Regions from separate parts of the Homo sapiens genome. Here region 1 is linked to region 2. The links are chromatin contacts, found by Hi-C or POLR2A ChIA-PET in ENCODE. All regions are on one chromosome and are shown on one strand. The core of a region is the stretch at or near the end of the contact, and the rest is flanking DNA. Distances in the headings are between cores, read along the strand shown.

What was found. A loop is a pair of places that touch in the nucleus more often than their neighbours do. ChIA-PET counts read pairs that join two places held with the same protein, here RNA polymerase II (POLR2A). Pooled maps may share reads with other maps.
Region 1: a loop to region 2 is called in a map of mammary epithelial cell, with 7 times the contacts of the local background. The contact joins two enhancer-like sites. A Hi-C loop is called at or near these places in 5 of 168 maps with a recorded cell type or tissue (Calu3, HCT116, PC-3 and 2 more) and 3 of 50 pooled maps. POLR2A ChIA-PET finds 5 or more read pairs at or near these places in 4 of 52 experiments (BJ, MCF 10A, PC-3 and 1 more).

The regions. Positions count from the first base shown.
Region 1 is chr2:173,651,084-173,653,783 of GRCh38, forward strand. No RefSeq gene overlaps it. Among named protein-coding and RNA genes, the nearest start is that of CDCA7, 300 kb to the left of the region's middle. Within about 2 kb of position 1,373, at least 7 of the 41 ENCODE cell types and tissues checked have a DNase peak (open chromatin) inside an H3K27ac peak, as active enhancers do; they include HCT116, PC-3, PC-9 and 1 more, where a contact is called at or near this core.
Region 2 is chr2:173,588,671-173,591,370 of GRCh38, forward strand. No RefSeq gene overlaps it. Among named protein-coding and RNA genes, the nearest start is that of CDCA7, 240 kb to the left of the region's middle. Within about 2 kb of position 1,346, at least 14 of the 41 ENCODE cell types and tissues checked have a DNase peak (open chromatin) inside an H3K27ac peak, as active enhancers do; they include HCT116, PC-3, PC-9 and 1 more, where a contact is called at or near this core.

The DNA of each region.
Region 1 (2,700 bases), core at 123-2,622, 62 kb after region 2:
GGGATGACGCAGACGCTTATTAAAGATTGTGCTGAGGGTTTTTTCTCCAAATTTCCTCAGACCCTCGCCATCCTAACAGGCTCTTACTTGTAAAGCTTTCAGTGGTGGCCCTTGACATTTTCTCAGTTGCTCGGTCTGCCTACAGTCTTTAGAAAGATGTATTCATTGCCTCACACCATAAGCTAAATGAACATTTATTCAGTGCTTGGTGTAGGTGCCAAGCATTGTTCTAGACACTGGTACATGGATAGGACAATCAGACACGACCTTACTCGCATGAGGCTTACACTAGAGGCTTGTTGCACCTCCAACTTCGAGGACAGTTCTCCATGAAATAACACAGTCTTCAGTTTCCGCCAACCCCTTAATGTCCATTAGCCCCCAGAAATCTAGCCCACAGAGATAAATAATTCTGTTTCATTCAAGCTCTGTTCATTCTTCCTACTCTCTCCTTTCATTTTTAATCAATCCTTCTTTGCATCCTCCAGCTCCTACACCCCCAAACAGGTAGTGCCCCTCAAGTGCACATAATATTGTAAACCTTTAAAAATTCCCTTTCCTGTTTAGCATCCAGATGCCAATGCAAAAGGAAATTCACTGAACTGAGGATTGCCAAATGCGGACAACCTGGAAGTATTTTGGGGTTTTTGTTGTGTTGTGTTTTTTAGGCTCAAGGGTACATGTGCTTGTTTGTTACATGGCTATATTGCATACTAGCAGGGATTGAGCTTCTAGTGTACTCATTACCCACATAGTGAACACTATATCTGATAGGTAATTTTTCAACTCTCACTCTCTCCCACCTCCCCCCTTTTGGAGGCTTCAGTGTCTATTATTTCCATCTTTATGTCCATGTGTCCATTGTTCAGCTCTTGCTTATAAGTGAGAACATGCAGTATTTAGTTTTCTATTTCTGATTTAGTTCACCTAAGACAATGGCCTACAGCTCCATCCATGCTGCTGCAAAGGACATGCTTTTTTTCTTTTTTATGGCAGCATACTATTCTGTGGCATATATGTACCACATTTTCTTTACTGGAAGTATTTTTGCAAGTTAGGTCTCTACTACACCAAGGTGCTTCATCATTCAGAAAACACAGAGTGAGTTAAGGATCCGTTAAGGGAAACGAGGAAAATCTGAGAAGCCAGTTTAATTGATACTTTAAAGTTGAGAATTACCATGTATGGGTTGCCCCCTGCATTCCTCCCCACACCACCCCTATCCTCCTGCAGAACCCCAAAGTGACAAGAAGGAACATGAATTTGGTGTCAAAGGCAAAAAACCAGGAGGCTCACCCCCAAGGCTGCTTCACCCCTTTCAGGCCTTGACATGGAGGGAAAACAAAAGCTGCCACCATACCAAACCTTTCCAGACTCATCCTAATGGAATCTGCTTGAGTCATGGAAACATATTACAAAGGCTTGCCAACACCAGGGCCTTGTGTAAATCTACAATTGCAACTAGTATTGGGATTGGAGCACCCACAAGTCAGTTAGGACCATCTAAGTCCATAGATTAACCATGCCACTTGTTTGCAACTTTTTGCATTTACAAAAAGAAGAAATGATCGCAGGAAATGAACCCAGCAAATGTATCCTCTGGAGACATGTACCTCTCTCTGGGACATGCCTAAAGTTTTCTTTGACAGTAATAAATGTCAGAAATTGTTATTGAAACAAAGGCAGCTGGTTTACAATTGTGATAAATAAGTTCCCAAATTGGCAAGAATCTCTACGCATGTGTAAAAAGGCAACTTTTCCCGGCCCAAGTGACTCACCAAGGCCCTCCAGGCATTATCTAGACTTACTTTATTCTTTGCAAACACATTGAGACTGCCGTACCCCTTCTGTGCTTGCTCATTTTTTTCTGAGTCATAGCATGAGCTGACAATAGAAGCATGTCAAACAAAACCTCCACATTAAAGCAACGTTGTCTGAAGGGTGTGCCTGTGCCCTCTCAGGCCCTGGCAATGGAGATGCGTATGTATCTACCCCACTTAAAAAATAAAAACTATCCACTTTCATTGTTTTTTAGCAAATGTATGAATAGAAGGGTCATTTTCCGCGTTGATTTCTTTTAACTCCATGTGTTTAAGAAGGATAAAATGCACATTAGGAGGACGGAAAAGCACAGCCGCCACAATATCCCAGCTTTGCGGGTCCTATTCAACTCTTTCTTTTCCCCTTCAGTGAGCTTTGCATAAAGCTTACCCAAACCCACATGGATTTCTATAACATCCAAAAAGAATGACAATGAGTGATGTGATGTAGGTGGAAACTGCCTGAAGAAACCTAAATTGTAACAGGAAAAAAAATTGACATTTTAGATTTTAAATGTTACACAGTTTTTATAAAGCTTCAGTCAATTTATTTTATTTATTCTAATGAAGAGCATTACAACTGCTTTACTGCACTGAAGCAAGCATCGATCACATCATTAATCACACCTTGTGAATAGCCACAAATCAAGTTCTAACAGCAAGCACTGAATCAGGAGCAATGAAGCATAAACTCCTTCACAATTTATGATCTCTCCAATTGCATCTTTTCAACCATTAAATTGCAAGATACCATAAATTTTTATCTTCTTCACTTCAGTCACATTATTGATTCTGCCGTGTGAAATATAGAAGCGCCGTAAATCTCGGCTATTGAATTAAATTTAAAGTCTCGACTTCAGAAAAGAAACCCAACACACTG
Region 2 (2,700 bases), core at 96-2,595:
TGTGAAGAATCAATAAAGCTACATGAAAACAATCACTTTCTTTGTAGGTGTAAGGTTGTCCTCATGGTTGTGGGATGGTTCCTGGAGCCGTGGGTAAGCCAAGTAAGTAGGGCACTGTAGGGCCGGGCACCCAGAGCCCTGTCTCGTGCATTCTGTGCTATCCCATTTTTATTTTTCATTTGTGTAACTGACCTTTCCTGAGCAGCTTACTGCCGTGGTCTAGTTATGAGAAGATGTGTCACAGAAGTTAAAGATTGCTTGATTCACAAAAACCTGCGTGTTTTGCCTTCTTTTCTGGTATAGTTAATGACTGACAGAACAGAAAACTTTATATAATGAGGCAGCATTACTGCTTAGGAAATGTCCATCTCTTTCTGACTCATTGTGTAACGTTTTCCTGACATTTAAAAATGTCATTTCCTGTGCTCCCCTATCTTCTTCAGCTGTGCGTCAGCCCACCCTGCCTGTCCTCATCATGTCTGCTAATGGGTCCATGCGCCTCTGCTCCATGGACCGCATTGCTGCCCCATGTCAAGCATACATTTTTACACACTATGAGGCCTGTCGGTCATGCTCTTCAATATCATGGGTCTCTCTGCAATCCTTTAGCAGTCTGGACCAGCCGCTGGCTTTTGCCCCACCTCCCGCTGTAAGGTGAGCACTCCGGACAGAGGACATATTCCTGGCTCAGCTACCTAGCAGAACTTTTAACCCTTCAAACCAGCATGACTTCAACTTTGTCGCATTCTGCATTTTCAAAACTGGTTTCAGATCAGTGCCAGTGCCCCTAACAGCCAAAATAAACATTTCATTTCTGACGTTCCTGTATTATTCTCCTCCAACGTATAGTCATTAGCATTGCTTGGTTATGTTCCATGTTCAAAGCACTGTGTGTGTGTGATCAAAACAAGTTTCAACACACGTAACATAGTATGGTCTCTGCAGTTAAGTGTCAATCCAAAGTTTCCTTGGAAAAATACCCAACTTTGAAGGATCTGTGTTAAACAGTTGACTTTGCTGTTAGAGTATCTGAGTTCAGATTGTGGCTCCACCACTGACTAGTTCTGTGGCTTTTGCCAAATTTCTTAGGTGCCTTCTCTGCCAGCCAGGTGCAATGAGTACCTACCTGCAGGCTATCAGGAGGATTACATGAGCTAATCATGCAAAGCTCTTAGAGTAACATTTGTCACTGAGTAAACACTCAGTGATGCGGGTTATTACCAGACAGTATTTTTCTATTTACCTCATGAAATGTTGATTTCTGCATCAGAGGAGTGGCCTATACAAGCTTATGTAGAAAAAAATATTTTTTCATCAGGGAAACAGTCTTGAAAAATGCACATTGTCTGTTGGTTTCGTTGGTGAGCCTGTTGCTTGCTTGGAGCTGCCCTGTATTCACGGCCCTGAAGGCTGACTTCCAGCTCACCCTGCATCTGAATGAACAGGACAGCTGTCCAGAAGTAAAGTCTGTATCAGATTCCCCTGCCAATATAGTTTTTCAAAACATAGGACAGTGGTTTTTAAAATACATGGCAAGTTTTGCTTCTCACTCTGGGCAGGGTTTCTTCTTTAAACTGAGCATTTCTCTATCAACAGCATGCTTTGCAGCTGCCATTTTTGACTCCCTATGGATCCACATCCCATCCAGGCATAAAACCAGTGGCCAATTTCTGGCCTGGAAGGGCTGTTCTAGTGGGTGAGGGAACTGTTCTTTTAAGGGCGGCTGCCACTTGAGAGTGCAAGTTCATTGTTGGCAGCCCCAGCTGTCCTTCATTAGGGTAATGACTGCAGACTGAGGGGAAGGCTCCCTGCCAAAGGTGACTCAGTGGAGAGTCAGATGCCGCTCTCGGAGAATGCAGCTTCACAAAGGGCTGCTTAACCTGGACCCTGGCTTTCACAAGCCCAGGAGGGGAATTTTAGTTTCAAGTACTGTGATTGTTTTCACAGGCCCATAAAAGGGATCTTTGTCAGAGCCTAATCATTATCATAACATTTGAGTGGCCACATAATTCCATTCCGTTCTACAAATAACCAATGGTGTCAATTATGTACAGGACACGGAGCTGGGTCTTTAGGGAATTCCGAGAAACAAGACATGGTTCAAGCCCTCTAGTAGCTTACAATTTAGTAAGGAAGCTAAGACAAGTATAATCACCAATTATCCAAACAAGTGTTCATTGGTTTTCTCTTACGTGCCTGGAAATAGGCCAGAAAAGGAAAAGCAGGTGCATAAAGCCAAGTCTCTGCCCTGGAAGAATGAAAGTAAAATAGGTACCATGGTGATTTCTTTTATCATTTAAGACTTTTTATTTTGAAATAATTTTAAACTTAGAGAAAAAAGTAGAAGAGTACTCTTTGTATATCTTTTACACTGATTTCCAGTTGTTAAGATTTTACCACAGTTGCTTTATCATTATTTTCCTGTAAACTATATATATATATTCTTTCCCATCTGAATCAACTGAGAGTAAGCTGAACACTTCTAAACATTTCACTGTGTATTTCCTAAAAGACAAGGACACTCTCCCACCTAATCACAGAACAACCATCAAAATCAGTAAATTAACATTATAAACACTACTCTGTAATCCAGGACCCCACTTAAATTTTACTAAATATTCCAATAATGTCTTCAAAGTGGGAAAAAATTCCCTTTTTAAGTCATTATCCAATCCAGGATAACATATTACATTTTGTTGT